Linked DNA regions of Homo sapiens: region 2 is linked to region 1. A link is an interaction called in ENCODE POLR2A ChIA-PET data of the cell type or tissue named here. Cell type or tissue: A673. All regions are shown on one strand. Links, peaks and the distances in the headings refer to the core of each region. The heading gives the core; the rest is flanking DNA. Region 1 has its middle 47 kb from the start of LINGO1-AS2. Region 2 has its middle 150 kb from the start of LINGO1-AS2.

Region 1 (16,241 bases), core at 3,894-11,893:
AGGCGGGAATGGGAAACCAGAGAGACATAGTGGGGTGGAAGGAGGCACAGTCGCTGGGAGAGGCTGACCTTCATGGGCTGGAGGCTGGAAAGGGTGAGGGGACAGAGATCAGGAATGGCAGGGCCATTAGGCCCAGCGGACTGTGGGCAGGGCCAGAGGGTGAGAAGGGTCGGGTGGGCACAGCAGGAGGATCGGGAGCAGGGCTGCCTTTTTGAAAGTGCCTGCAGTGAGAGGGGAGACGTGCAGGCAGAGTCCCTGAGTCCCTGCGGACAAGAGCAGGCCCCTGGACTGCCCTAGTGGGTGCCCCGTGCAGTGGCCTTAGGCTGCTCTGTGCTCAATAGGAGGCTACGGAGCCGAGAGAAGGAAGACCTTCCTCAGAGGTGGCTCCTAAGGGTCCAGGGATGTGTCAGGAAAGGCCAAGGGCAGCCTGACTGCCTCCTGAGCTCACTCACGCTGCCACGACAGGAGCTGCTGGTCAACTCCTCCTCTCCATTTCCCCCAAGTCCAGCCCTATCTACCCCCAACATTAGCATTCGCTGCTGAGGACCTTGGTAGTCCCCTCGTTTCCCTGGGCCCCACTCTCTTCATTAGCAAACTGGGGTGGCTCCAACCTCACCGATGGTCAGGAAAGCACGAGCCCAGACCCTGCACACAGTAAGTGCATACTAACCGTCATCCCTACACACAGTAAATACATACTAACCATCATCCCCCGCACACAGTAAGTGCATACTAACCATCATCAGCACACAATAAGCACATACTAACCATCATCCCCACACACAGTAAGTGCATACAAACCATCCCCACATAGTAAACACATACTAACCACCACCTGCACACAGTAAGCACATACTAACCATCATCTCCACACACAATAAGCACATACTATTATCCCCACACACAGTAAGTGCATACTAACCATCCCTGCACACAGTAAAGCACATACTAACCATCCCCGCACACAGTAAACACATACTAACCATCATCTGCACAAACTAAACACATACTAACCATCATCTGCATACAGTAAGCACATACTAACCATCATCTGCACACAGTAAGCACATACTAACCATCATTCCCACACACAATAAGCACATACTAACCATCACCTGCACACAGTAAGCACATACTAACCATCATTCCCCCCCTCTACCTCCCTGGTGGCAGGGCCCCTTACAGCCCAGTCCTCAGCATCCCCAGTGTCTCAAACACACTAAGTGCTCAATTAACTTTATGGGCTAAGTTTACCTGCTAACCAGCTGTTAGCAATGTGATCAGGTCAGAATTCTGCCCATTGGACCCAGTAGGGAAGGGGCTGAGAGGAAGGAGGACTTGACAGATGCCTCAGGGTGCAAGGAAGGAGTCAGCAGAGGCCAAAGTAACAGGGATGGTAGAGGCCCTGCTGTCACCACACACGTTAGCATTCTCAGGGTTTCAGGAGGTGGCTGGGGAACCAGCAGAGGGGAGGGCTGAGGGCAGGGCACTCCCAGGTAGAGGGTCCCTTGGCAGATTGGCCTCCTGCCCATCAAACCTGCTCCCGGCCTCCTCAGGGCACCTTCAGCCCTGAGAGCTCCTCCCCCCAACACACCTCTCCCTACCTTGGAATCTATCCCACTGTCTACCAAGCTCTCCCCTAATAAGAGCATTGCAGAGAAACTGAAAAAAGTCAAAAGAAGTTGCCTACTCTGGGAGAAGGGGCAGAGCTGGGAAGATTTCACAGAGGTGGCAGCTTTTCAACTGTGTGGGCCTCACCTAGCCCCTCTGTGAAATGGGATTTCTCTACTATGATGACAACAACTCTTACTACTACCACTACTAATAGTTAAAGCGTTTCGGGCACATACCCTGTGCCAGGCTCTGTGTGAGTACTCAGACAAATGGAGGCAGAGCTGAAGCCAAACCTGACCCTCCTAACTCTTAGTTTGGCTGGACTGGCTGGTGGAGGAGGTGACTGGGGCCCGAGCCTTGGGCCAGCTGCAGGCGGGGTGGTAGGTGGGGTCGGTGTTACCAGTGGTCAAAGTCTCCGAGTTGTATTACTCCAAGTGTTTTTCACATCACTGCAAGTAGCTGCTCCTGCTAAACCTGGGTGAGCAGGGGCGGGTAGGGGAGGGAATCTTCCAGAACCAAGCCAGAGCCAGCAAGGTCAGGGGTTGCAGATGGCTGCAGCAGCTCAGCTTGGTCCCCTCACAGTGTTAAAAACACTGGTGCTATGTGCGGCCTGCTACCCGCAGCCTCTCCCTTCCTGTCTTCCACAGGACAACCTCACCCACGGACCAGGCTTCAGCTCTTGGTCTAAACAGGCAGGAGTGGGTGGGAGGCCAGCATCACCATGGAAGAGGGACCAGGGGCAGGAGGAAAGCGGCAGTGTCCCCTGCTATGTGCACTCCTACACTGAAACCACACACTGTGGGATAGGTGTTCTTATTCCCACTTGACAAATGAAGAAACTGAGGCTCTGAGGCATATGTCCCTTGCCCAAGGTCAGGGGAAATGACAGAGCTGGGATGCACACTTAGCACTGTCTGGTTCTAAAGGACAAGGAGATGCCAAAGGCTGAAAGGTGAATGACACAGGAATTGGGTGCATCTCAAACATAACCAACAGGCCTGGGGGGTCTTTTTGGGGGAACCCTTCCTGGCTCTCCTCTCAGTGGCTGCAGGTCATCCCAAGCCCAGGGCCAAGGTGGTCTGGCAGCCTGAGGAGATGAGGAGAAAAGAGGCAAAGGAGAGTGAGAGAGGTCTCTTCTTTGGCTTCCAGCAGCTCTATACCCACCAAATTCCTGCCCCAAAGCATCCCACCTCCCTGGCGGGGTGGGAACCCCGGAGGCCCCAAGTTGATCAAGAGGCCTGAGAAGGCTTGTGATATAGTTTGGGTGTCTGTCGCCTCCAAATAGCATGCTGAAATGTGACCTCCTGTGTTGGAGGTGGGGCCTGGTGGAAGATGTTTGGGTCATAGGGGCAGATCATTTATGAATGGCTTGGTGCCCTTCTCGCCCTCTAACGAGTAACAAGTTCTCACTCTATTAGTTCCCATGAGAACTGATTGTTAAAAAGAGCCTGGCACCTCCCTCCACCCATGGCTCCCTCACTTCCTTTCTCTTGTCATGCGATGCCAGCTCCCCTTTGCTCTCTGGCACGAGTGGAAGCTCCCTGAGGCCCCCTCCCCTGATGCAGATGCCAGCACCATGCTTGTACGGCCTGCAGAACCATGACCCAAACATACTCCTTTTCTTTATAAATTACTCAGCCTCAGGTATTCCTTTAGAGTAACACACAAACGGACTAAGAGAGCTTGCATGGGGCCAGGAGTTTGGGGGTGTGGTTTAAGAGAGATGAAGGCCCAGCTGAGAGCTAGGACCCAAGCCACCTGGGGGCTGAGGCTAGTAGAGGGTGTCAGGGAGGCCCAAGAGAACAGGTGTCACAGATGGTGCCTGAAGGCCCACACTAGAGCTTCATTCCTTTGGGTGCTCCAAGGTGTTTAGTTCCCCCAAGGCTTTTGCACCTGGGAGAGGCAACAACTAGGAATATTGGCAGTGGATGGTAGGGCTGTGGGGCTCTACCCCATCCTCCACTAACACACTGTTTCTTGGCTCAAGTGTCTTGCCCTCTCTGGTTCCTAGTCATCCTGTCTGCAACATGAAGTGTCCAGGCCTACAGGCTGGGGGACACCTGCATCAGGCGGGTGGAAAGGCTCCAGACAAGCTGCCTCTCCCCATGCCAAGGGGAAGTGCTGACCCTGTTACAGCACCTGCCATTCCTGAGGGATCATGTGCCTGGGGTCAGGTATCACAGATGACCCCACCCTCCACCCCAGGGGCCTGGGGAGGAGGCTTTGCCTCCTTCAGTTGGTGTTCCCATTTGGAAAGCCTCAACAAAACACAGGCTGCATGCTCAGCACAACATGCCATGGCCTTCCTGCACCCTCTCAATGAGACCGTGATGCAGGTATCAGTATTCTAATTCTCTAGGTAAGGAAACTGAGGCTCAGACCAAAGTGGCCAGAAAGAGTTGCAGACCGGCCCCATGGTGGTGGTTTGGTTCAGCACCCCGGACAGCTGCCTTCCTGACTACCTGACTACCTCCAGTCTGCCTGGGCTACACACACACACACCAATGGCTAAGCTTGCTCTTCCCAATCCCTGATCCTATCTAAACTCCACCCAGCTTTTCCCAGCAGCTTCAGCGGCATGGCTGTGTTCTGTGCCATACAGCACTGAGACTTCAACAATGCAGCTCTTGCTCCCTAATACTTCTTCTGACTTAAATCTCATTCTCCCAGCAGCTCCTGGAGGGCAGGCAACAGTCTCTTTCCTTCTTTCTGTGACACAGTCCGGCCACACAGAGGGGACTGGAGAGAACCCACTGGCTTTGGACCAGGCAGATGTGAATGAGAACTGAGCTGGGAACTGCTGAGCACATTGCTTTGCCTTACTGAGCTTCAGATCCCCCAGCTGTGAAGCAAACTGCTCTGTCCATCTCGCAGGCTCGCAGATAAGCCACGGCAAGGGGCTACTCCTTCTTCATGTCAGCAGGGGCCTCCTTCCAACTCTCCCTGAGTCCCTTCCTCCTGGAACTTCACTTAAATTCTGGACCAGTTCCCCCATGAAATTTTCCAAATGACTCACAAATGGGGGGATTCTTGTAACTGAGAAATGTCAGGAAGGCCCAAGAGAACAGCTGGTATAGTGCCTAGAGTCCCACTCTTAGAACGTGATTGTTTCGTGTCCTCGTGGGTTTTCAGTTCCTACGAGGGTTTTGAGCCAGGAGGAGGGAACACCTAGGAATATTGGCAGTGGGAGGTAGGGTTCTGGGCCCCTCCACTACTAACACACTTTGTGTCTTGGAACAAGTGTCTTTCCCTTCTCTGAACCTCATCTGCAACATAAGGTGTCCAGGCCTACAGCAGGAGGGGTGGCAATCTTCCCACCACTTCCTGGAAGCAAAGGAAGAAATGCTTGTGGGGTGATGTCAGGGATGCTGGGAAGGACCCTCCAGAGCTCCAAAATCCAGGACCACAATGCTCAAAATGCCTCCAATGGGGCTGACACATTCCTTTAATCTCTAACAGAGAAGCCCGATCCTTGGGGTTTATGGGACCCTACAGACAGGCTATGCCCAGTCCCCAGCTGCTGGTGACAGGACCTGCCTGCATGCCTCAGACCTTGCAGGAAGGTCTCCTTGTCCATCCTCAGGCCTAGTTGGCCTTCCTAGGAAGTTTTGGCTTAAGTAAGGCTGAACTCACAGTCCCCAGTCTAGGCAGAAAGAGGAAGAAGATTCTATGGGGGACCCATAGGAAGAGAGCTCTGCCAAAGGTCCCTCTACCCCAGGGAGAAATGCTGAGGGACCCTGAAAAGGAATAAAGGGACAAGGAGTTTGAGTCCGGGCTCTCCCACTTAACTAGCTGTGACCTCAGAAAGACACTTTATCTTTTGAGTTCCAGTTTCCTCATCATCCTGTAAGATGAGGGCAATAATACCCACCATCAGTCCACAGGGTGCCTCACACATGGCAAGTTCTGAAGGATCTGCAGAAGCTACGACCATTCAAGCTTCTGCTCATCAGGGCTCAGAGAGGTGGCATCAGTCTTGAGCACTTGACTAACAGGCCCCATGGGAGAGACAAGCAGAGAGCTCAGAGGGAGTGTGGATGAGGCAGGGCCTCCAATCTGCCCCTGAGGCTACACATAGAGCACTATGCTGAGCTCCAACCATGGCCACACATTAAGCCCCGACGCTGGTCACATACTGAACCCCGACCCTGATCACAGATTGAACCCCAACCCTGGCCACACACTGAATCCCGACCCTGGTCAGACACTGAGTCCCGACTCTGGTCAGACACTGAGCTCTGACCCTGGTCACAGACTGAGTCCTGACACTGATCACACGCTGAGCCCCAACCCTGGCCACACACTGAGCCCCAACCCTGGTCACACACTGAGCTCTGACCCTGGTCAGACACTGAACCCCGACCCTGGTCACAAGCTGAGCTCTGACCCTGGCCACACACTGGGCCCTGACCCTGGTCAGACACTGAGCCCCGAGCCTAGTCACAGACTGGGCTCGGACCCTGGTCATACCCTGAGCCCCGACCCTGGTCACACACTCTAACCCTTGACACATTAAGCAATGGTCACACAGTGCAAGCCCTAACACCAGTCATAGACTGTGTTCTGACCCTGCATACATACTGAGCCCTGACTGTGCACACACTGAGCCCTGGTCCCACCCTGAACCCTGTCTCTGGCCCCACAGTGTAAATCCTGACCCTGGTTGCACATAGCCCTGACAGTCACCAGCCACCATGCCCAGTTTGCACCAGAGACCAGTGTCATGGTCTAGGCCCTAGGGAGGGTGGCCAGGCTCCCATCTCCTTGTGGAGAAGTTGCTGGGTTAATCTTCTGTCATATAAGCCGGCTCATCCCTGGCAGGGGCACGGGGAACCTGTGGGCCCATCCTTCTTGTTCCCAGTCCACACCCTCCCCACACCTTCCCTCATGCCACTGGCCTCTGCCTGAAGATACCCCCCTCCCCCTGCCATGACACACACACACACACACACACACACACACACCAGTCCACTTCCAGCACCCTGGACCTTGCTTTCCAGGTTCCCCGACCAGTTTTATTCCCTGACCACAACTCCACAACCCAAGCCCTGGAGATGCTCCTTGGCTCCCACCTCAGAAGATAGGAAGGTGGGATTCCTGGAATGCCGGAAGGAAAGGGTGCTATGCCTCACTCGTTCCCGGGGCTCACTGTCCAAGGGGAGACACTGAGGTCACTGGGAGGTGCGTGGTGGCCCCAGGGCTCCCGTCCTGGTCCAGGGCTCTTTCTACCCAGTCCTCTGGCTGCCTAGGGGTTTCCCTCCTCTCAGTGCCCCCACCGCCCAGCTGGCAGAGGAGGGCCCCTGTGGTGGGGACAGGCAAGTGCCAAGCACCCTCCCAAGACCAAGAAGGTGAGGTGGCAGGGGCTGGCAAAGCCTCGGGGAGCCACCCTGTCCTGGGCACTGCCACGCTCGGAAAGCCCTGACTTGGAGCTAATTTTTTACTTCTTCTCAGGCTGAACAACGGGATATTCTGGATCCTCTCAGGCACAATGGTGCCAAGGGGCTGAGCTGTTCCCAGGCTTGCAGGGTGGCTGAGGCCTTCTGGGCTGTGTGTCCTAGGGGAGAGTCAGCCACTGACTCCAGACACAGCCCCAGGTGAAGACCACCACGGTCACAATGGAGGTGAGGGGCCCACTGATGCCTGAAATCCCACCAGTCATTCACCCTGTGGGGCAAAGCACTGCTCTTCTCAAATGCAAGCTGAGATGGGGGCCAACAGCTCTGGGTCCCACCCTGGCTTGGAGTGCTGCCAGCTGTGTGGCCCGGGGTGGGCCGCACTTTACCTTTCTAAGCTTTGGATCCCTTGTCTGTAAGATGGGGATAATAACATATAAATCCCATTGTTGTCACAACTAAGATCCTGATATCCTCACCATCTCCCCTTGATGTCCCATAAACACCTCATCGTTCCTCGTCCCCAAACCACTCCTTCTCCAGGGCTCCTGCCTCAGCAAACATCTCCACCATCAACCCAGCTGCCCAAACCAGAAACCTCGCCTCCCTGTGATATCCCCACCCAACCCGGCACCTGTCCTGGGCCAGGCCCACCACGGCCTGCCAGACCCCCTGGAGTGGCCCACCTTACTCTTCTGTGTCCCTGTGTCCCTCTGCTCTTCATCCAGCAGCCAGGGCAGCACTGTTGAACCCTAAGTTAGATTAGGTCCCTTCCCTGCTTAAAACCCTCCAGCAACTTCCTCTTTCTCTTAGACCAAAACCCACCCACCCTCCTCACTATTGGCCTCAGGCTCTGTCTGACCCAGCCCTGACCACCTACCCAGCCCCACCTCCTCTGGTTCTCTTCCTGTTACCCCACAAGTTTCCTTCCAGCTCCTGAACACACCAAGGTTCTCCAGGACATGGAATGCTCTTCCTGCTCCTTGCACACAGCTCCTTCTTATCCATCTGATAATGGGATAAGACGCCTCCTCAGAGAAGCCCTCCCAGACTGCCCAGTCTCAGTATGCCAGAAGCCCATCCTGACCCCAAGAAGAACTGTGAGCCTCACTCGGAAAGGGGCCATGGCTGCCTTGCTCACTGTATGCCTAGCCCCTAGCACAGAGCCCAGAACATAGCAGGTCCTCAAGAAGCAGGAATCCCTGCTGAGGAGCAGACCAGAGACTCTACCCTCTCTGCTTCCCCAGCCAGATCCAGAAGCTATAGCCAGAGTCCCAGAGGAGATGCTGGCAGGAGAGACACATGGGTAGGCATGGTTCTGCCTCCGTGGGCAATGCCCATGGCTGTGGCTGTGCCAGGATGCCACACGGATTCCCTGTAGAAGACAGTACAGCTAGGGACTGAGCAGAGAAGGACCTGCAACTACTGAGACCATGCCAGCAGCTGGGTGTTCTCGAAACAAATTGCCTCAGCAGGTGGCAGGCTGCAGGCTGCAGGCAGGGATGCTGGAGGGGAACAGGATGTGCCATGTCTTCTGATGCTCCAGGAGAGAGAGAGGGAGAAGAAAGAGGGAGAAATGGTGGGGAGGAGGAGGAGAAGTCCAAATGGAAGTCTGCTCCACCCCACATTAGGCAGAGAGGAGAAAGAAAAGGGTCTCCACGGTCAAGCTCCCCTGGAAAGTAGAAGCAATGTAGGTTCACTTCCTGCTACATGCCCAATGATGGGCACCTGAGGCCTGTGGCCACAGACCCTACTCACCATGACTCTTGAAGCACAAATGATCCCAACCATTCTGCAGATGAGAAAACAGCTCAGAATGGCCACATGGCTTGCCCAAGGTGGCACCGCCAGCAAGAGATGGAGCTTAAAATCAGGTCAGAACTGGGGCACCAGGGATTTTAGCCAGACATCAAGAAAATCCCCTAAACAGGTCAGGGAAAAACCCTGGTCCCAGGAAGGGCTACGGTTCCCCAGAGGCTGCTGGGCAAAAGGACTGGACAAGTGGCTGAGGGCAGGAGGCTGAACCTATTGGCCTCCAGAGTCCCACCCAGCTGTGACGTTCTGCAACCACTGGGCAAGCTCCAGCAGCCTCCAGGAGGGCAGACTCAGGAAGAGGCTGGGCAGCCCTTGAGAACCCCTGGGGAAGGCTCTGACCATCAGGGTTTGCCAGGATGCCAGGCAGGAGCACAGGCACCAATCCAAGGTGGTTCTATTCTCTGTGGGAGGTCTTGACCTTCTAGGGCCACCAACAGAGACATGGGTGACCACGGGTCCCAGAAGAAAAGGGGCTGGAAAGGATGAGATGAGAGAAAGAAAGAGCTCTCTCCTATGGCCAAACCAGCCAGCGGGGAACCCTGTCCCACAGTTTTGACAGGCACCAGGCACCAGCTTGCCCAGAATTTCTGTCTTGCACAAGGTAATTACAGTTCTTCCTGTGTAATGAGATGGTTTTTAAAGGACATTCAAAAGAAATTTCCTATAATGAGGTGAATGGGTTTATAGTGTTAGACATCAAGGAAGCTGGTAATTGTTGGGACCCAGGCTGAGTCCTGGAGTGAAGCGACGAGTTTCCACATATAAAAGGCAAGAAGAGCAGGAGGGTGGATGGCAAGCCCTGGGAAGGAGGACAGACACTTTACCAGAAAAGTTTCTGTGACACCAGCAGCCCAGTGTGCCCTGAAGAGCAGAGTGGGGAATCGGGAGGCTGGAACCCTGTTGGGGCAGAGGAAACTGATGGAGCTGGGGCTGGTCAGGAGCAAGGGAAAACCCACAGGGGTGAAGCCACAGGGTGGAAGTCTGGGCCCAGAAGGAAAACGAAGGTACTAGGTTGAATAGTGTCCCCCCAAATTCATGTCCATCTGGAACCTCAGAATGTGACCTTATTTGGAAATAGGGTCTTTGCAGAGGTAATTAGTTACAAGGAGGTCATACTGGAATAGGGTGGGTCCTGATCCAACGACTGATGTTCTTATACAAGAAGTCAACTTGGCCGGGCGCGGTGGCTCATGCCTGTAATCCCAGCACTTTGGGACTTTGGGAGGCCAAGGCAGGCAGATCACCTGAGGTCAAGAGTTCGAGACCAGCCTGGCCAACATGGTGAAACCGTCTCCAATACAAAAATTAGCCAGATGTGGTGGTGGGCACCTGTAATCCCAGCTACTCGGGAGATTACTGGGTTCAAGGCAGAAGAATTGCTTGAACCCAGGAGGCGGAGGTTGCAGTGAGCAGAGATCGTACCACTGCACTCCACCCTGGGTGACAGAGCGAGACTGTCTCAACAAAAACAACAAAGAGGTCAACTTGGACGTAGACACACTCAGGGGAGGAGGCCACATGAAGATGGAGGCAGAGGCTGGAGTGATGCATCTTCAAGCCAAGGAATGCCAGCAACACCAGGAGCCAGAAGAGGCCAGGAATATCCTCTCCTAGAGCCCTGAGAGAGAGCACGGCCCTGCACCTTGATCTCAGACTTCCAGTCTCCAGAGCTGTGAGAGAGTAATTTCTATTGTTTTAAACCACCAGGTTTATAGTAATTTGTTACGGGAGCTCTAAAAAACTAATACAATAATTGTTCTAACAACTGCAACTATCTGGCCATGGAAAATGGCCTTAAAATGGGGTGAGCCTCCCATCTCCAGAGGTGTGCGAGCAAAGCTGGAGCATCCCCAGTGCCCCCAGTACTCTGGACAGCTCCCAAGGCAGGTTCAGTTAGTCTTCCATTTGACCTCACTGTATGCAGGGAGCCATACAGACAGGGTCATCATTCCCGTCCCACCGATTTGGAAACTGAGGCCAAGAACCTGCTCAAGAGCACAAAGTGGCCAGTCAGGGACAGCGGCAGGCCTGGAATCCCAGCATCCTGACCGCCAGTTTGGGGCTGGTTCAGGCTCACTGCCCTGGGTCTTCCTTTTGTGCCTTCTCTGTCTCTAGATTCAACTGTGGTTCAACGTCCTGGAAGGCAGAGAAAAACCCAGCCTTCCTGCACCCGGCTGTTCCAGACTGAAAGTGGCATCACTGCTGAAAGGTCTTTCCCAACTCTCTCCTGAAGCTTTCCAGTGGCGCTGCAGGCCCACTGCTTTGATGTGCCTGTCCTGATGGAGCCACAAGCTTCTCAGACATGACTTGGCTTATGGAGAAGCTACACTAGCTGGCAGTCCCTTGATGAGCACCTACGGTGTACAAGGCCCTGGTACAGTGAAGGGCAGGGGTAAACACAGGGAAGGTGGGAGCCAACATATCAGGGACTGAGTCCGTGCATATCAGACCACCCAGTGAGACCCCACACGGTGTCCCCAGACCTAGTTTGGCTTCTGACTGGGCATCCCAGACCCTCCTCAGGAGGATGGAAAGAGATGGCAAAAGGGTGGGTCTGAGAAGGGCACAGGGGAGTTGGAGCAGAGAAGAGGAGTCCCCGTGGAGGAGGAAGGGAGAAGAGAGGGTGGCCGAGGGAAGCTGCAGCTCCTATGGCTTCTCCTGCTCCTTCCAGGCCTCTGGAACCCCAGGGGGGCAGGGGCTGCCGTGGGCTGTCCCTCACCCCCACCAACACCCGGCACTCAGCTCCACCCTTCACGTGTCTGCCTGCATTGCTGGAGAACTTCATGGAGGCCCCTCAGCTCCGACACCAAATGAAGCAGGAGCATGGCCAAGCTTGCCAGCCCAGGCGGCCCAGCTCTAAATGCTGGTTAATTGGCGCTGAGCGGCAGAGGGACGTGAGGAATGGGCTTTGAAGTCACCTGGTGGGACTTGTCCAGCAGGAACAATGGGCCACCCAGCTGGTAGAGAGTCTCGGCTCCTAATTAAGAACCGCTTTGAACATAGAGACATCAGATTAATGAGGTTTACAGAGCTCAGTTTCACGGTGTGGCAGGCTGCCTCTGTTCTCTGATCGCAGTTTGATGCCAAAACCTTGTTCTCTAAATCAAAGGTTCTCCAGAAACTCCGTTTTCTGACATGCCTTGGATTTCTGCTGGGCGTCTCTGCCAGGGAGCTAAAAGCCTTCACCTCCATTCCTTCACTTTGCCGCGGTGCTGGCTTTTGTTTCGCTGAAGAAGACTTCACAGAGCTGGAACACCTCACACAGCCCACCTGCGAGGGAGGACGGGGCGGCTGGGGTAGCCCCATTTAGCAGAGCATGCTTGCTCAAGGTCACACAGCAAGCTGGCCAACCGTGCCGGGCCGCCAGGCCCCCAGATTGCAGGGCCTCTCTGCTCTTGGCAGCTTTGATGGTGCCAGGCCATGGAGGATCCACTGGCCAATTTCCCGCTGTTGGCATCTGTTCACAGGCCTCAGGGGCCTCTGGTTCACCATTCTTGGGAGAAGATTGAGACGTCTGCAGGAGGCAGCCCGCACGGCCTTGCTTTCTGCCTCTTCTGTTCCAGTGGGGCACCTTCTTCCCCAGCCCCCTCTCTGAGCCTTTGCTCACCCAGAGCCCTCCCTTCTTCCCCTCCAGAATGTCCCCTCTCTGATCCATTTCATTAAACTCGCACCTCCCTTCAAAACCCAGCTCAACCCTTGCTCCTCCTTTGCCACCACAGTCCCTGGATCTTTCTCTTCTTCCCCAAGAATTTCAGCCCCAAATCCCTGTTTCCTTGAACAATTGCTTCTTGCCCTATGTTCCACTGTTTAACATTACTATATTTGCTTATTATTTTGTCCTGTCTCCCCTATGAGACTGTGGCTTAAAGAGAGGCATGGTGCCTGTGTCACCTCTGTGTCCCCGACATTGAAGACTGGCCGATAACGAAGATTCCATCCTCCTTTGACACTCTGGGGGCCACAGGGAGAGAAGACACCTTCCTGCCCTGTTTCCCCAACTTCCAAGTAGGCCTGAGGCCTGCATCCTGCTTCCTTCATGAGGCTGCTGAATGAGTGTTGGTAAAGATGGCAGCCCTGGGGCAAAGACAGGGAGGCTGAGGAACACTGAGGCTTGGACAAGTCAATTCCTCTCTCTAAGCCTCAGGTTCCCTATCTGTAAACAGGGTTAGCCCGAGGATTCACAGGATGCGTGCATTAAAACTCAATCCTCACATCCACCTTGGGAGTATGTACTGTCATTCTGCTCTATTTCACAAATGAAGAAAGGCCCAGAAAAGTTGGAGGAGGCAGTACTGAAACCTAGGCAACAGGCGGCTCTGGAATCCAGCCTCCACCACACCACTGACTTTCAAGCAGACCCTCTGAACGCTTCAGCGGAGCTTGTTCCTTCTGAAACGTGCTTACCCTCTCTAGGCCTCTGTTCTCTCCTCTGAGGGGGGGGCACACAGCGACATTCTGCAGATGATTTCTGCTCGGCCAGGGCAGGCTGATGTGCTCCCTGCTCCTCGGGGCTCTTCTAGACCTCAGGTCCAGATTCCTCCCATCTACAGTGGTTCTGTCCCTGTGGGACCTAAGAGGTGGCTGTGCCTCCCTCTGCCTTCGAACTTCCTGGCCACTTCCCCTCACCCACAGAGGGCTCCTGTCTGTCCTGCCCTGCACCTCAACCCTTGCATCCTTCTAGGTGACTTCCCCATGCTGGGGGTGCCCCTACTGCCTGCTTCCAGTCACCTTCAGCTGCCATTCCCTGCAGCCTCTATCCCAGGCCACACCCTGGCCCTGTCACCACCATGGCTCCTGGTCAAACCTCCCAGCTGGCCCTCCAGCTCCTCTCCTTACAATCCTCACTGCACCGAGACCTTCGCACCTCACCTTCCATCACTGCCCTTCCGCCCTCACTGCCCTTGGTGAGCTTGAGTTCCATGGTCCATCAGCATAATGGATGCTCAAATATCTTGCCCCCCTCCCCCTAAGCAGTACTTTCATAAAACCCCAACCTGGATGAATCCAACCAACATCTTGGCACTTATAGCTGGGAGGCCAAATACAGCTAGAGAAATGACCCCACCGTGGAGGCTGTGCCCTCTGTGAGCTTGAATCCCAAACCTGCAGCAATTCCAGCACTGCCCAGCAGTCCCAGCTCCAGCCACCGGCCACCTCACCTCCCCACTCTCCAACCTGGCAGTGGCCCCACCTCCACTCTCCTCCTGCCTCCCTTCCTCCATGTGACCCATCACTCTCCACTGAGACCTCACTTTGTTTTCACTGGGGAAGCAGAAGCCAGCAAATATGAACCCCAGTCCTCTGCCCCTGCACATTCTAGAAGCCCACCAGCTTCGGCCTGCACCCCCCTTCCTGCCTGATGAGGGGTCTCGCTGCTGTTAAAGGTTAATGGCTCCACTTGGACTCTGAACCCACCCCTCATCCTCAGGAATTCAGCTCCCTCCCATCATTACATTATCTTTCAACATCACCTGTCTCTCCCTCTTTTCTGGGTCTTTTGTTCTTCCCAGCAGCAAACAATTGTGTTCTGGTATCTGCCATCCTTTAAAAATCCCCTTCCTTCATTATGCTGGGGTTTTGGTTTTTTGTTTGTTTGTTTGTTTGTTTTTTGAGACAGGATCTTACTCTGTCACCCAGACTGGAGTGCAGTGGTACAATCTTGGCTCATTACAACCTCCACCTCCCAGGCTCAGGCAATTCTCCCACCTCAGCCTCCCAAATAGCTGGGATTACAGGCACACACCACCATGCCCAGCTAATTGTGTGTGTGTGTGTGTGTGTGTGTGTGTGTGTGTGTGTGTGTGTGTTGTAGAGACAGGGTTTCACCATGTTGCCTAGGGTGGTCTTGAACTCCTGAGCTCAAGTACTCTGCCTGCCTCGGCCTCCCAAAGTGCTGGGATTACAAGCGTGAGCCACTGTGCCCAGCCTATGCTGAGTTTTAAAAAAATCAATCTCAGAAGGTGATATACTGTATGATTCCATCTATGTAACACTCATGAAATAACAAAATTACAGAGGAGGACAAATTAGTAGCAGCCAAGCGGGAGGCGTGGGAGCAGGGTTGGGCGGGGAGGGGTGTGCTGGCACAGGGAGTCTTGTAGTGTGGTGCAGATCTACGTCTCCATTGTGGCGCTGGATACACACACAGGACTATATATAAACACTTACATACACACACGCGCACACACACACGAGTGTATGTATAACTGGTGAAATAGAATCAGGTTTGTGGACTGTGCCAACGTCAGTGACCTGTCTCTGATATTGTCCTGGAGTTATGCGAGGCTGGGTAAAGGTATACGCGTCATCATGCCCGCAGCTGACTGAGTTTGCCCTTCCTTTAGGAACCCTCTCCTGGCTTCTGGGATTCCACATCCTTTTGGCTTTCCTCGCACCCCCTAGGTGTGCCTTCTCAGCCTCCTGTGAAGGTTCCTTCTCCTCCCTCAACTCTACATGGTGGTGATCCCAGCGTCCAGGACTTGGTCCTCTCTCCACCACCCACGTCGCTTCCTGGTGGTCCTTGGCTTTGCCCAGGTCTTTAAACACCATCTACAGCTGCTGGTTCCCACGTCCCCATCCCCTATAAAGACCTCTCCCCTGAGCTCCAGGCTTGTGACCACAACTGTCAATAGGACACCTCTGCAGAAGGAGGTGGTCAAAAACGAACTCCTGATCCTCCACTGCACCTCCACATCTCAGAGGATGACCGCAGCGGCTCAAGCCAGGAATTGAGGATCCTTCTTGCCTTCTCCATGACCTTCTCCCTGTCCCCAGTTCTGCTGCCATGATGGGGTCTGCCACCCCCATCACCATGGTTACCATTTTGACCTAGGCCTCCATCATGTCTGCCTCACTCTCTTTCCCTACTTGGCCCTTCCTGCAGCAGCTGGAGAGATCTTTTTTAAAACTTAAATCAGATTGTCACCACCCTTGCTTAACCCAAGCTCATTCACGGCCCCCTGCCCCTTGGAAAATATCCCACAGCCCCAGAGTGCCATGCAAATGCCCTCATTTGGCCCTCTCTCCCCCTGCCACTGCCCTTTGCCACATAGCCTCCTCATCCCCCTCACGGTCCTCCCACAGGTGCTCCCTCACCTGAGGGCCCCGTTGCCCAGTCTTACCAGCTGTCCCTATTCATCCCATCACTGCACCATTAGCATTCTCTGTTTGCCCCAATGGCATGAGAAGCGTGCACAGCCAGTGCCTGGAGCGTGGCAGGCACTCAGTAATGTCTGTGGAGTGAATGGGTGAGCTCTCCCTGCTCTCCTCCCTCTCAGCAGCATCCTCTCTTCCTCCCGCGATAAGCCTGGCTTGCCTGGGCACGGGGGAGGGTGCGCACGTCTCTACGCGCCCACACACTCCACTTTCCCCCAAACAATAACTGATACCCAGATGACTCGATGACATGATCATTTCCCC
Region 2 (16,241 bases), core at 5,269-13,268, 100 kb after region 1:
ACTATGGAACACTCTGCAGCCATCTGACAGAGTGAGGCACGTCTATGTATAACAATAGAGAAAAAATCAAGCTGTAAAATGCTATTTCAGCATGAGCCCATTTCTGTAATTAACGATTTGTTGCTATATGCCCCAAAAGGCTGGAGGACAGCACGCCAAGCTTTACAGCAATCACCTCCGAGCAGTGGGACAAGTGGGCTTTCATGGCCTGTTTTCCACAAATGTATTGTTGGGTCTTCTGTTGTAATCAGAAAAACAAAATCAATAAAGAGTTAATGGGTTTTTTTTTTTTAATCCTTCTCAGACCCTAATAGGAAATGCAGATCTAAGCAGGGCTGCTCTGGCTAAAGGGGGAGGGGACCAACATCCATCCATTCAGCCCCATCCAGTCCCAGCCCCACCCTCGTATCCTGAGGCCCCTTCTGGAAACACTAGGGCTCTAGGACCAGTTTGAGAAGCTCAGCTGGAGACTGTGGAACCCATGCCTACGCTCCCCCAGGCCAAGGTCGACAGGGTCAGAAGGTTGCTCAAGGTACACCGGCAGCCAGGGCCTGTGACTCCTCAGCACGTCTCCGGGCCTCCCAGGCGAGGGTCAGGGGTTTCTCTAGGTATCCAGAAAACCCTGAGATGGTCACAGCCCTGGGGAACCCAGAATTGGGGCTGAGGGATAAAGGGAACATAGAAAGGGCCTTTGCAGAAAACTCCAGGAAAGGGGGCTTCAAGGCTCCAGTGCTGCAGGAAGGGAGAGAGAGAGCGAGGAAAAGAGGGAGAAGCTGGGGTGTGTTTCTCCCTATATGTACAGAGAGTGGGGGGATGAGCCCATGGGGTGCGTGGAGGTGACTGGGGCATGCAGGTATGTGGTGCTTACAGATAGAGGGCACATGTGGGTCTGCGGAGGTGAACTCTGGAGGGTGTGTGGGTTCCAAGCGGTGCAGAGGCGTGTCTGTAATCTAGAATCAGTGTGTGTGTATGTGTGTTGTCACTCTCGGGGATGACAGCAAAGAGACAGCATGTGTGTGTCTGGAGGGAGAGGAACACAGCAGATCCACGTATATGTGTGCATAGTGTGTGTAGTATGTCCTGTGCCCCCGGGTGTTCCCCCAAGGTGTGTGTGTGTGTTTGTGTGTATGTTAGGAGGTATAGGCAGCCAGGAGGCCTGCAGAGGGGCCAGGAGCAGGTGGCAAACTGCAGAGATCAGGCCATTCTGGAAATGCCCCTCCCACTTATGAGTCAATCAACAAATTCAGAGAAAACTGCCCAGAAGGAGCATAAGGCCCCCTCCAGTTCCAGAAGGCCCCCTTCCCTTGAACAATTGTTTGCACAGCTCGTGTTCCACCTGCCTCCAGGAAGCAGGGACTGCGGGAACCAGCAAACTCCTCCTAATGAGTGGTGAATGACACTCTCTACCTGGGTCTGAGCCGCAACTAACACAACTTCCTGGAGGTCTCCTGTCCCCACCTCCACACTCACCCATGTTCCATCTGCAGCTGCCACGGGAGCACTCCAAAAGGCAGATCCAACCACATGGCTGCCTGCTCCACACCCTTCTATGGCTCCCTATTGCTCCCTGCCCGCACTCCTTACTGGGACCACCAGACCCCCTGGGGCCCATCCCCAAGTGGCCTTCAGCTTCATGTCTGACCCCAGTGCCTCCCAATACTACCCTCCAATCAGACTGGGCCTCCTGTGTTCCTCAACAGAACTGAGCCTCCAAACCTTTGCACCTGCTGTTCCCCCTGGGGGATGCCTGTCCTCCCTGACCAGTCCCCACCACCCTCTAAGAAGCCTCTCCCTACAGGGCTGGAGTGAAGCCCCTCTGGTACACCCACCCTGTGCTCACCTCTGTCCCACCCTCATCCCCTAAGCTGTAACTGCTGACAGGTCTGGCTTCCCCAGGGGTAGGGGCTGGGTCTTGCTCTTCTCTGTACCCTAGAACCCAGCCTAGGCCTAGCACAGAGGAGGCATTAGGCACAAATGTTATAGACTGAGCCAGGAGTGGTGGCACACACCTCTAGTCCCAGCTACTCAGGAGGCTGAGGTGGCAGGATCGCTTGAGCCCAGGAGTCTGAAGCTGCAGTGAGCTAAGACCACACCGCTGCACTCCCTGGGTGACAGAGCGAGACCCCATCTCCAAACAAACAGACAAACAAAAAATCTGAAGAAAAAAAAAAAAGATGTTTATAGAATGAATGAATGGGTTCTCACAGTGATATAGTTTGGATGTTCCCTCCAAATCTCATGGTGAAAGGTAATTCCCAGTGTTGGAGGTGGGGCCTAGTGGGAGGTGGCTGGGTCATGGGGGTGGATCCCTCATGACTTGGTGCTGTCCTCGTGATAGTTGAGTTCTCAACAGATCTGAGATCTGGCCGTTTGAAAGTGTGTGGCACTCCCCCATCTCTCTCACTCCTACTTTCACCCTGTGAAGTGCCTGTTCCCGCTTCACCTTCTGCCATGAGTAAAAGCTCCTGAGGCCTCCCCAGAAGCTGAGCAGATGTTGCCACCATGCTTCCAATACAGCCTGCAGATCCATGAGCCAATTAAACCTCTTTTCTTCATAAATTACCCAGTCTCAGGAATTTCTTTATAGCAACACAAGAACAGCCTAATACACACAGTTCTCAGCCCCTAAGCCACGCACAGTGGGCCCTTCTTAAGGCAGCAGGGTAGAGCAGAAAGGGTGTGGCCTGGGGGCTGGAACACCTAGCATCTCATCCTAGGTAGCACAACAGGTGACATTAATCATGTCACCTGGGGAATGAGTAAAGCAGGAGTTCCCAGCAGGGTTCACAGGGAGGGAGGACTACAGAGGTCTGTGAGCCCCAAAACTGCACAAAACTGGCTATGATGATTCACATGCAGGAGGGGCTGGGCCCCCATCTCTAACACAGGGCCATGGCTTTCATCAGATTCCTCCAGGTGCCCCCAGCCCAAAGATCCAGAAGCACCAGGCAGGAACAGGGCAAGGCTCACCCCCAAAGGAATGCAGACTCGCACGATATGCACCGAAGGCAAGAGAGAGTGCTGAGGGGAGGGACTAGTGCAAGTCATGTGGCCCCGGGTCCCAAGCCAAGATCCCTGTGTGAGTCCCTAGAAGTAGATGGCCAGAGAGGGGAGGGAGCTGTCCAAGGCAGGCAAGCTGTCTGGATAAGGGGTGAGCTCCCCATCGGGGAGGGCGAGAGCACAGGCTGGATAGGCAGAGGTCAGAGTGAGTGAGCGACAACCCTGAGTCTCATTCTCAGACTCTTGGCCTCAGCTTCTCCATCTTACACCCGGGGCTAGACAAGGTGGTTCACGTGAGTCTATCTGAGTGTGTGCAAGGATGTGCAGGGGTGTGGCTGGCCTGACCCCGGCTCCAGGCTGGAGGGCTGAGAGGTCTGTGCAGTCTGCCCACCCAGCAGTGGCCTGAGGCCCACTTCTCTCGTCCTCCTGCTTCCCAGCTGCAGCAGGCTACTGGCTGCCTGGGCTGTCCCACACTGCTAAGTGAGCCTGCAGAGCCCCAGGTCCCTCCTGGGTACTGCGGTTACCACCTCCCACGTTATAGTGACCATAGAAATGACAGGAGTGAGAGGGTTCATTATGAGCCTGGGGCCAAGGGAGCCCAAGGGCTGGATGGGAGTGCTGAGAAGGGCTGGCAGCCAAGCCCAGGCCACATGGTCTCAGTGCCCACCCCCCCAACTGCTCCTGACCCCTCCAGGGGCCTCCCTCGGCCTGGCCTGGGTCACACAGGAAGTTGGTGGTATATTTGAGCCAGGATCCCAGGCCTTGCACCCTGGGCTGGGCTTACTCTGGGCACCAATGCACCTTGTCCCCCTTGGACAACTCTGTGCATGCCTCAGCATCCCCTAATCCTGCCAGAAAGAGATGGCCAGCATTGGGGTTCCAAAAGACTAATTCAAATGCAGGCCTGCGGTGTTCCCTGGATGCAGCCACCTGAGCCTCAGTTTCCTCCTCTCTAAAACAGAGTACAAAAATTGCCCTCCTACTCCTGCTGGGAAGATTAATAAGGGCAGGGGTGCACCATATGACAGAACAGAACAGAGACCTTCCACCCACCCTCCATCTCTGGGCCTCAATTTCCCCATCTCTAAGCAAGAGGGTTACTCTGAATGATACCCCAGGTCCCCAGAGTCTGATGCTTTGTGGGAGGCCTGCCCAGGTGCCCAGCCTATGCCTAGCTGGGCCTGCCGTGGAAGGACAAACTGCAGGGCAGAGACTGTGGCCTGCCCTCAGGGGGCTCTCTGCTAGTTGGCAGACGAGAGCTGTGGCTGTGGAGCAAGGGCACTGTCTACTTAGCAAAACTGTGTGGAAGTGCCCATGGCAGGGCTTCCAAACTGGTGGTCTCGGTGCCTCTGTGTTGCCACAGTCTCTACCACCCCATATTGCATCACACCCAGCCAGCTCCATGCATTTCCTCCATGCGTTTCCTGCCGGGCCCCTGTAGGCTCCAAGGGCCACAAGAAGCTTAAAAATGGGAACAAGTGTGAGCTGGGCATTGATCAAGGAAGGTTTCTTGAAGGAGACAGGACAAGAGGGCCAAGGACTCACAGGAGGCCTTGAATATCCAGATGAGGATCACACAGACACCCAGAACCACTGATGGTCTTCCATGTACCCCCTCTCCTCAGGCAGGGATACCTGACCCCACCCGGGGCTGACCTCAGAGCTGTGACCCCGGCAGAGGGCTTTGGCGGGAGTGGGGAGCTAAGCTCGAGGTTCCCTCCACCTCTCCTCGGCAGCTATGGACTGTGAGTCCATCCCGGAGAAATCAGTCCTGGTTGGTGATGTCCAGCAGCCGCCGAAGCCTCATTGCAAACAGCGATGCCACTGGTGAGTGCCACCTGACCACGGAGGGCTTCCCGGCAGATAAAGAGCAATGCTGGCCCCAGACTCATTCATATTCCAGTCTGGCTGCCGGCTTCAATATGGCTGAGAGACGCGAGGGCAGAGGCGGCCCTCCGAGAATGCCCAGTGATGATTCCTCTCCGATTCCAATTTATTTTCTATCATTAATGGTTTTGAAAAGCCCCACATTCTCTGCAAACAGGAAGAAGCACAGGGCTCAGGAGGAGAGGCGAGGAAGAGGGTCGAGGGCGGAGGGGTACTCGGCAGAAGTGGAGCAGGCAGCAGCCTGGGTTCAAATCCCCTCCCCAGCTCCACCTGCCTTCAGGTCCCTGGGGCGAGCTTGACCTACATCTGTCCACAGGGGATGGGCATCCTGTTCTGCCCACCCCAGGGGACTGTTTTCAGATCTACCTAGGGGTCAGAGGTGAGTGGGCTTTACAAACTGTAAAGGGCTATACACTTGAGGAAAAGAGAATGAAGCAAACCCGACCATAGCAGCAGAGGCCTATGAACTGGACGCCTGCTTCCTCAGATACTCTAGGGGACCCCGACCCCCCAGTCCAGGGAAGAACTGGAGTGCCTCTCCCCACAGCACAGGCAGAGGAGGTGAGCGCCAGGATCTGGGTCTCCAGGCTTGTCTCAAATTCACACCACTATCCTCCCATCTCCCCCCAGGCCGTGGTGACCAGCCTCCCAGCCAGCATCTCTCCTGCCCCATCATCCACACTATGGAGCCAGAGGGATCTTCCCTGCATGAGTGTCCTGCTTGGAACCCTTCCAGGGCTCCCCGTTACCTTGAGATCAAGTCCAAACTCCCCACCTGCCATGCAAAGCTCTCCCTAGTAGCTCAGGCCCATCTGGGCAGCCTCGGCTCCAGCCACACCCAGCTTCTCAGAGGTCACCCTTCTCTGCCTTCGCATGCTGTTTCCTGTCTGGAATTCCTTCCTCCTTGACCCAGTTCATCCCATCTCCTACCCCTTCTTCAAGGCGCAGTCCAAATGCTTCTCTTTCCTGCAGCCTTCCCCGAGTACCCCGGCATGCCCTGCTCTGGGCTCCTCATACCCAGGACCCACCTGTAGTGCAACTCAGTAATGTAGTGATTATGTTTGTGTGGTGGTGCCCCCTCTAATCAGTGAGCTCTCCTGGGCAGGGGCTGCTTCGGATTCATCCTGTGCATTCCCAGTGCTTGGCAAAGTGCCTGGCTGCCAGTGGAGCTGTTTATCCAACTGGCCAACCTTAATGGAACACCCATTATGTGTCAGGCTCTGTCCCGGGTGCAGCAGCCAGTCCTGGCCCTCAAGTTGCTTCAAACGGATGTGCTCAGGGAACCTCTAGGGAATGAATGGATGGACATATAATCACTCTGTAATGGGGAAACTGAGGCGCAAAGAGGCAAAAATGCCCTTTTCATGGGTGTTCCTGCCTCCCTGCACACGTCTCTTCTACTCCATTTCTCTCCCAGGACCACAGCAGCAGTGCAGAGAACTCAAAACGAAAGGTTAGAGTCAAAACAGGGGGAAAGAAAGGAAGAAGAAAATCTGGTGGATTTTCCCCTTTCCTCCATAATGTAAAGAAAATTGCTTTTGCCAACTATCACAGCTTAAAAGCAATTAGAGTTTTTGGAGGGGACTCTGGGCACGAGCAGAAGCAACAGAGCGAGCGCCCGGCACGGAATTTTTCCAGCGTTCGTTTGTATCAAGCAAAAGAAAAAAGGCGTTAAGAGCAGCAACTTCCAGCAGCAGAGATGGTGAAGACAAAATATTTACAGTCTCTGAGGGAGGGGCCTGGAAGGGGCCAAGGACCTCCTCTGGTCCCCACCCAGCTCCACATTCTAGGAGGCAGGGAATGGGGTGGAAAAAATCAAAGATAAGGAGATGAGCCTTACCCATGCAGGCTTGGGTCAAGGGGGAGAGAAGCCCCCAGCTGCCCCCTGCTCGCTCACCCCTTCCCCACCACCCATGGCCCCCAGCCACCAGAGATCCATTCTGTAAACCTCAGACCTGGACACAATTCTCCCCTGTTCAAAATCCAGAGAACATCCACCACTGCAGGCTGGCACTGGAGGCCTGCACAGCCCGGGCCCCTCTCCAGCCTCATCTGCAGATGCTCCCCAATGTGGCACACTGCCCTGACTGTCCTCTGAGAAGCCACGGTCAGTTTCGCCGCAAGGCCTTTGCCCAGATACAGGAGCATAAGGATGCATTCCTGTATCGGGGCAAAGGCCTTGAGAGGGAGGTGAGGCAGGTTTGAGGATCTGGATCCAGTGCAGGGAAGCTGAGCCAAGATCCCACAGCCCTAGACCCGAATGCTGGCCTGCCAGCCAGGCCTCTGCTGCTGAATCCCTCCTTCACCTGGACTTTTGCTGGACCCTTGACCTCCTCCCTCCAAATACAGAGCAGACACCTCTTCCTGAAACCACACTGCCTTCGTCCCAGCTGCAGCACAGACTCCCCTCTGTCTGGCACACAGACACAGCCTCCTGTAGAAGCAATGCTCCTATGTTCAAATGCCAGCTCCTCCATTCATTAGCTGCGTGATCTCCACCAAGTCCCTCAATCTCTCTGAGCCTCAGTTTCCTCATCTGTTAAATGGGGATAGTAATAGTGCACAGCTCATGGGGTTGTTGTTAGGATTAAATGAGGTAATACAGGTAAAGCATCTGGCACTGTGCCCAACACTTAACAGGGGTTCAGTGAACTCTCCTCTGCCCTATTTCACGCTCAACCCTCAGGTGTGACTCCCCAGGCCTCGGATGGCCCATATATGCGCACTCAGGCTCCCACTCCACATGCAGTCACCCAACAAATGCTCACTTGGAAGGCACGTGCCGGCTAGGAGCAAAGGGCACTGGAGGCTCTAATGAGCCTTGCACACACATGGAGGCCCAATCCCTGAGCACAGGGCCAGGATCCTCCCATTTTGCTTGGCTTAGGAAGGATTCCTCCAAGAACGCTGGTAAGCCTCAGCCAGAGCCCTTAGAATCTGCCAGGCCAGGTGGAGGAGGTGAATGGAGGTTCAGCCTCCCAGGGGGATGAGGAGCATGCCTCCCCTCCAGCCCGAGGCCTGCAGGTCAGCTCTCAGCCATCCTCCCAGCCCTACTGGACAAAGGCAAGCACCAAAACCCAGCAGGTAGTGATGAGGATGAGAGCAGAAACCAGGCCTCAAAGGCAGCGGGATCCGGGGAAGCCAGGCAGTCCTGAACTCAAATCTCACCCCCACCCCTAACCAGGCGGGTGACCACCCTGAACCTCAGTTTCCTCATTTGTAAAATGGAGTCGATAATGCCCACCTTGCAGAACAGCTGTGCACACAAATGAGGGTAACGTTCTTCCAGGTCCCTCTGGGATCTAGCATATAGTCACTGTGGGAACACACAGAGGCTATGCCCCGCCCCGACCCGATTCCTGGACTATAAGCATGGTGCCCTCCCCCAACCCCCACAGCACTGGGAGAGCAGAGGGAAGGCCTGGTGGGCTGAGGGGACACCAAGGACCCGTGCTGTTTCCTGTGACCCTTCCAGTCTACTTCCTGCCTGGCAGGGGGGTGAAGGACCAACCTACAGCCAGCCATGACCTGTCCTCCCCACCTGGCTCTCAGAGCAGAGGACGCCCAGCCCCTGCCTCGTTTTGCCAGGGAAGAAACATTTGCCCAGGAGAGGTGGCAACATGCCCCTGTCTCACAGCTCCCATTGAGCCACTCGTCCGAGGTGAGGTGGCTTCCTCTCCTTCCCCAACCGCAGAGAACAGACAGGCTTGCTGTGGGTCTGGTGGCGCTGCAGGGCTGGAGAGCAGGGATCAGGAGGTGTCCTGATGTCTCTGCCTTTCACTCCCACTCTGGCTGCCTTTCTCCCAGTGGCCTCTCCCACCCTCCTCCCCCAATGACCTCAAGAATAAGCCCAACAGTAAGCCTGGCACTAATCAGGGCACTCCTCCTTGCTGTGGGGGCTCACTATGGACAGGAGACCAGTCTCAGTCCCAGATGGCTGAGCCTCAGGACACTCCACTGAGGCCTCCTCCCTAACCTGCACAGCTCTTCTCCTCTCGGGTAAGTAACTAGGCACACACACAAACATACACACACACACACACACACACGCATACACATGCACACACTCACACACACATACACAAGCACACACACACGGGTAACTAGGCTCACACACACACATACACATGCACACACACACACATGCACACACACACACACAGAGGAATCTAGGGAGGAGAGGGAGAGGGACAGCGAGGAGGGCAGACTCTAATAGGGGAATCCTAGGCCCATCCCCCAGGATGACTGGCAGCCCTTCCGCAGCTGATCCAGCCTCCCGGCTCTGTACCCAGGGGAGCACTAGTGGGTCCTGAATGACAAGCCCATGTGGCCTGGAAGCAGAGGATCCTGGGACTGAGAAGCCAGATGCCTGACTTATTGCCAAGGCTCTGCAGTGCTTCACCATGAGACACAAGACAGAACTGGCCACTCCCTGTGCCTCAGTTTCCTATCTGGAACCTAGAGGAGGAATGAGATCATCTCTAAGTACGCCTTCTAGTTCCAGCATTCTGTGACTCCATACCTGTGACCTCTGGGACCCCTCAGGGAGTCCAAGCATCGGAGAGTACTGGGGGAGGAATCACCCTAACCCCAAGGAGGCGGGGAAGCCCAGGGAGACCTGTAGCTACCTTGGGCTGGCAGAGGGCACTCATTCTGCCACAGCCTCCCAGGGAGGAGTCCAGGCTCGGGCAGGAGGCCGGAAGACAAAGGAGAGCTCCTCAGTAGGGCCTCAGGCAGCCCGAGGCCCTCCCGGATGTCCACATATCCCCCAGAAGCTCACCCCCTTGAGTTTCACTTCCGATCTGTTCCGAGGTTACAGAGTCTTTGGTCCAGCCCAGATCTCAGGTGCAGCCCCAAGCCCCCAACACCCCCCCACCCCAATTCCCACAGCTGTCCAGACCCGATCCCAACCCCTCCTGCCAGGCCAGCCTTCCCACCACCTTCCCGGTTGCTCCCACAGGGTGGCCGGTGGGGGCAGCCCAGCTGCTTCTGCCAACAGAGGCTCCCCTGGCCCTGCATGGCCCAAGCCTGATAACATTCTCCTAAATTAAACAATAAACAAGAAGTTGTTTTAGATTTTCCTGACGCTGCAGTTCCTGATTAATCCCCACAGCAAACAAGAGAGATAATTAACCTAAAAGAGGGTCACTTCCTGTTTCCAGGTGGACCCTCCAGCCTAAGCCAGAGGAACCTGTTCAGAGGGGTCCAGCTCCAGACCACCTCTCCCCTCCCCTGCCTCTCCTGTGTCTGCCCAATCCTGGGCTACATCCGCAGCCTGCCTCCTAGATCCCACCTAAGCAAGTTGGGAGCAGGCACTCCAGCCTGGGGTTTTCCTGGCTGTGCCTGCGGCTTGCTGGGCAGGGGTGGGTGGGGTGGCCGGGGCCTCAGGGCCTTTGCAGAGGACCCTCCCCTTCACTGCTATGTGACCTTGGACAGGCCAAGTCACTTCAGAGGCCTCAGTCCGCTCATCTATCAGATTCTTTATCTCCCAAGGATAAAATGAAAAAAATTTGAGACCACTTAAGATTAGGCAGAAATATTTTATCTTATTTTTTAGAGATGGATGCTGAAATGTTTAGGTGTGAAAAGGCTTGATGTCTATAATTTAAAATACTCTGGAAAAAACAGATAAAGCAAAATGTGGGAAAATGTCAACAATTGTTAAATCTAGATGAAGGGTATACGGAGTTCCCTGTACTATTCTCTCTACTTTTTCGTATGTCTGAAAATGTTCCCAACAAAATTAAAAAAAAAAAAAATAGCACAGTCACGTGAGCCAGGCAGGAGCCCCACACACAATGCCTGGTGCTCCTGGTATGCCTGAAAGGCAACTGGGTCTCTGAAGTAGGTTAAACATCCCCCTGCCATCTCCTTTATGTTGTTTCCCTAGAAATCGCTTTTCACAAATTCCACTGAGCCCTAGCTGCACATTTAAAAGCCTTAACACATTCAGAAGCCAGATGCTGCCCTTTATTGAGGTGACTGCTGTCTTGTGACCACACCTCCCCCACCCACCAGGCTCCCCATGCCCTCTGCAGAGCAGCCCAGGGCTGGGGGTCCTGATACTGATTCCATCCTCATGCGGCCACCATCCTCTTGGAGCCTCAGAATACCCCTACCGGTGGAGCAGAAATGATGACAAGTCAGTAACTGCCCGGGCATCTCATTCAAAGGCAAAGTGTCACCGGACAAAGAGACTGAAATCTCCACTTAACAGATGGGAAAGCTGAGGCCCAGGGCCAGAAGAGACTGGAAGCAAAATAAGGAAGGTGGAGAATAGAGGGTGGAGGAGGTGGGCAAAAGCTCCCCAGCTGCTCCAACTCCCCCTCCTCCCCAGCCCTCTAGCCCCACCCTGGCGGTGTGGGTCACAGACAGGGGGGCTTGCGTCTCTTTCTCTGCCTCCTGTTTATTGAGCTTCCTGGTCAGAAATAAATGGCCATGATTGCAATCTCCCAGCCAGGCCCAGCTGACCCTCGCCAACAATGGCCAGGCTCACCTCCGTGGATCAATAATGGAGATTTATCAGTACCCCAAATGATCAATCACTAATTGCTGAGTGCCGTGCAATTCATCGGGGAGAGTTATGTATGGCTAGTGACTGGGTGGCCCCGCCCCATCCTGGCACAGCCATCAGGGACAGGGAGGGCCGTATCTATGATGAGCGTCTCAGGAGCAAAGCAACCCATAACTCGGGAGCTTCTCAAACAGATGTTTTGGGCCTAGCCCAAATCCCCAGGCCTAAGGGACTACCCAAGGAGGAGGTGTCAGTGGCCACAGAGGCCCCAAGGGAGGCACTGCATGACCCGGATCAGCCTAGTTGGCCCCCAGGCACGCCCAAGGAACACAAGATGGATAAGCCCAGTCCCTGCCACCAAGGTGCTCCCAAGTCAAAACAAAGACAAACCGCCCCCAGGCCTTGCATATAGTGGGTACACAGTAAATAATAAATGTTCCCTAAATGTAAAGCTGATACACTGCTCTCAGAGTTCTGAGGAAGGATGGGCTGCTTCCAGGAGGGGTGGCCAATAGAAGGTTTTTTTTTTAATGAGGCATTTGGGCTAAGCCTTAAAAAGTGGGTGGGATCTCCACGGACAGGGATGGGGGAGAACTCTCAGGTGGAAGGACCATGGAGGAGGACAGCGACAGCCCATCTGATTGGCTGGAGCCTGGGGACACAGAGAGGTGCTTAGGAGAGAGGGCTGGGGTGGGACATAGGCTTGGGCAAGGTGCCGAGGGGTCAGAACGCCAGCCTGGAGGTAACAGGGAGTGCTGGGAGGGTGTTGGGTGAGAGCATGACAGCCAGCCTGGGCTTGGGAAGGTCTGTCCATGGTTTCCACCAGGCTGCATGCCCCAAGAGGGCAGAGGCTGGTCCTACTCATCTCTGTCCCTATAGCACCCAGAACAGCCAGGCCCAGAGGAGGCGCCCAAACAGTGATACGTTGAATGATCATAGATCATCAAATTGCAGGACAGGGGAGTCCTGGAATTACAGCCGTGAAATAGCATGTTTTTATAATGCCCTGCCATGTAGAAAAATACGTATTAGAGCCTCAAAAATAGCCTTGTAAGGCAGGCAGGGAGATCATTTTGTCCCGTGTCCAAAGGGGAAAGCCGAGGCTCAAAGAAGACAGTGAGCTGTCTAAGGTTATACACCTTACACAAAGAAAGGGCCAGGGCCCAGCGCCCTCCCCACCCTGCCCCAGAAGGCTCAGGCCTGCTCGCCTTAGCATGGCCAGGGTTGCCTGGGAGGTGAAGGTCCATCCCTCACTCGTCCCTGGGCTCTCCTGCCCCCTAGGAAGCCCCCCCAATCTCAGCCCCTCCCTGTGCTGGGGCAGATGAGAAATACAGCAGATGCTGCCTCATTGAGCATCCCTCATTCCAGCCCCAGCTGAGACTGGCTACCAGTCCATGACAGCCTGTCCTTGTACCTATAATGGAAACAGGGCCAAGAAGGGAGTCTCTAGAACCCCCAAGTTGGTCTAGACAGAAGACAAAGCCACTCCTCCCCCAGTCTCCACCCCAGAAGTTTGGAAAGCCTCACTGTGGAGCAAGAACACTGGACCAGGAGTCCAGAGACAGGGTCAAGCCTAACTCACTGTGTGGCTTCTGGAGACCCACTTCCCACCGTGCCCTCAGTTTTCTCATCTGTGAAACGGAACAATGTTGTCTGCCTACTTTATTGGAACTACCATGAGGACTAAACAAAAGAAGGAGTATAAAAACACAAAATTATAAAGCAGATTTTGCCTTGGAAAATAATAATAATAAGGCTCCTCTTTACTTCTACCTGGACATTGAAACTCCAACCTGACCCACTTCCCTTTCCTGCAGAGGGCAAAACATCAGCTAACATTTACTGAGATCCTACAATGCCTCTGGCTAGTGGCTGCTTTACATGCATTATTTCCAAGTGGGCTACGGTAGACATCATCCCCGCATGACACCCATGAGGAAAGTGAGGCTCAGTAAAGTGACTTGTCCAAGCTCACCCAGCTTGAAGCAGCTGAGCCAAGATTCAAACCCATTTCCATCTGGCATCCAAGCCCAGGCCCTTTGGATTCACCAGACTGATTCGAGGAGCCACTCCATACCCCAAAGTCTCAGAGTTTCAGAATCAGCGCCTAGGGTTTGGGGATATGTCACATACACACACACTCCACTGAGGCCAGTGACCCTGACATCAGAGGCACTGTGCCACCCCATGGTAAGGCCATCAGAGCTGGGTGGGGCATGTGAGGAGGGTGGCTGGCACAGCTGGCCTTGAGCTAACTGGATCAGTCCTGGGCATGGAGCTGCCTATCCGGCTGCCCTGGCAGATGGGTGCTGGAACTGGGCCACCTGCCAAGGCCCAGTCTCCATGTCCAAACCAACCTGGACACCGAAGTTCCACTTTAGCCTCCTCTCGCCCTGACCCTGGTGGCTAGCAGTGCCCACATAGATCCAGAAGACCATGGTGGCAGCTGCTATCCCTCCTCCAGCGGCTGGCACCTCCCCTGATGTGGCCATATGGCCCCATATGCTCTCCGACAGCTGGAGTGCTGAAACAACTGCCTAAGGACGTCCTCTGCAGAGGCCCTGAGGCCCCGGCCACCCCACCCACCCCTGCCCAGCAAGCACAGGCACAGCCAGAAAAACCCAAGACTGCAGTGCCCACTCCCAACTTGCTTAGTGACCTTGTGCTAGCCACTGCCCCGCTCTAGGCCTCAAGCTCTTCCTCTATCAAACAGCAATGCCAAACAGCCCTCTACCCCTTTTCCTTCATAGCCCTCCTCCGAGGTTACAAAATCCCACTCAAACTCACTCCAGTTATCCACGGAGACAAACAAATGTGTTCACTTTACAGACACAGAAACTGAGGCAGACCCATGGGCCTCAGCGGCTTACTGAAGTGCACACAGTGGCAAGGCCAGTATTGGAGGCTGCATCTATGACTTCAGGACACTTGCCACCTCTGTATGCCCAGGTGGTAGGACTGGTGAATCCTGAGCCCTCGCCGAACTCTGACGACCTAGATCACCCCACCCAGGTCTTCCCAGCACCTGGACAACCCCACCCAAGACCACCAGAGACGTGGTTTATATCGCACATCTAATTGTGTTCCTCCAGAACTTCAACGCTGCAAGCCCTGAATTCAGAATCAGCCCACACTCCTCAGATGGGCACTGAGGATCCTCTTCTGTCTGGTGCCAACCTTCTCCATGCCCCCATGTGAACTACTCCACTGCAAACACGTTCTACCCTTGCCCAGCGCTTCCCACCTCCATGCCTTTGCCAGTGCCGTGCCATCTTCCTAGAAAGCCCCCACTCACGTTCGCATTCTCCATTCACTCATTTAGTCAACAATTATTTACTGAGCATAGATCAAGTGCCGGAAAATCTCAGCAGGTCAAGGCCCCGCCAGTCCCCTCCTTCTGAAACAGCCCCTTGCCACTCCCCCACTGAGCCTCTTGGTTACCCAGCCGGCTTCACTAATACTCAGAGGTATGGGTCCAAATCTGTTTCCCCTTTGAGAGCCCATCCGGGGAGGGGCCCAGGCTCATCACTGGTATCCCCAGCACTCAGTCCAGGTCTCAAGCCAGAAGATACCTCCAAATGTGAAGCGAGGCTCCAGGCCATGGAGAGTAACAGCCAAGGTGTGGTTCCTGGGAACAGGGGTCTGGGCCCCAGAAGCCCACGGAAGAAACTCTGAGACTGGTCAGGGTAGCCCTCAGCCCCCACAAAGCTATGCCTGAGAGGTCAGGGGCAGCTTTTCCACCTTGAGCCACCCCAAGGCCCAGCCCACTCAATAAATTCTTATCACTGGGTTTGTTAGAATATCTTTACAATTTAAAACACAAATATAGCAGGGTCAGGTCTTGCCTGGGGAGGGAAATTAAGGGGGTCACACTGGGCACTGCTCCCTCCCAGTCAGGAGGCTGGGGTGAGGAAGTGGCTGTTTTCCTAAAGGGAGCAGCCAGTAGGGGTGGGGAGCCCCTGGCTGGAATTTTCATCCCCGGCAGAATAGACCAGGGGCCAAATAAGTGCCCCTGGTCTCCCCCTCACCATGGCTTGGGACCCCAAATGAAGGGTTCATTTTGTGGAGTTGGTTGGGGTGGGAGTGGAGGTACCAGAAGAACCGGGGCAGGGGTTCAAGCAGGCATGGATGATAGGGGTGGAACCAAGCTAGGCGTCTTGCCATGCTCCAGCCACCTGGATGTCAACCAGAGCTTTGGTCAACACTCAGGAGGCAAAAGTCTGGAGCTTAGGGAGCCACAGGTGAAGAGGAAGAGGAGCTGAGAGAGAGAGAGAGAAGAAAAAAACAATGGCAAAGAAAGGCCATGATCAGCCAGAGCCAACAAGGGAGGAGCAGGGAGAGGCAGAGAGAGGCCGCCCGGGACGGGGAAGCCAGCAAAGGCTGAGGAGGCCACCGCCAGGATCCAGCAGGCCCAGCCCCACCCCCAGTGGTAACTCCCGGGCAACAGCTCTTACCCCGAAGGCCCTGGGGATGACTCCAGGCTGCCAGCAGGACTGAGGGAAGTCACAGAAGCCTGCCTGGGGCTGACAGCTCTGACCTCCTGTTCTTCAGGTGGGCCACCTGGGGAGGAAGTGGCCACAATAGCCACCAGAGTCCCCTCCAATTCCCCCAGTGCACATTTAGATCTCCACGGGGCATCTTTGGCCCACAGAGGGGCTCTAGGATGGAGAGGGTAGGAAGGCTTTTGGGGCCCAAACACAAGGACAATGCCAGGACCCAGCATAGAGTGCCAGGTTGGGCGGGAGTGATTCGGATCCCTGGGATGGTAGTGAACTCCCAGAGCTGTGCAGAGGATGACAGGAGCCGGGCTTCCAAACCATCAAGCAAAGCACTGACAGCC

Evidence for each region. Peaks named below come from ENCODE experiments on the same cell type or tissue, not always from the same donor. Only the 100,000 strongest peaks of a DNase experiment are listed, where the experiment ranks them.
Region 2: POLR2A ChIA-PET joins it to region 1 with 6 read pairs; 2 of 35 experiments call an interaction of 5 or more read pairs at or near these places.

Annotation. Positions count from the first base shown.
Region 1 is chr15:77,698,629-77,714,869 of GRCh38, forward strand. It overlaps a transcript of LINGO1 not described here. Among named protein-coding and RNA genes, the nearest start is that of LINGO1-AS2, 47 kb to the left of the region's middle. RefSeq lists enhancers at 13,156-13,694, 14,988-15,488. In A673, for the core only: no CTCF peak of the experiment used is centred there; no DNase peak of the experiment used is centred there; H3K27ac peaks cover 738 bases.
Region 2 is chr15:77,801,314-77,817,554 of GRCh38, forward strand. It overlaps a transcript of LINGO1 not described here. Among named protein-coding and RNA genes, the nearest start is that of LINGO1-AS2, 150 kb to the left of the region's middle. RefSeq lists enhancers at 2,861-3,455, 7,298-8,165, 9,580-10,081. In A673, for the core only: no CTCF peak of the experiment used is centred there; a DNase peak (open chromatin) is centred at 9,168; H3K27ac peaks cover 4,186 bases.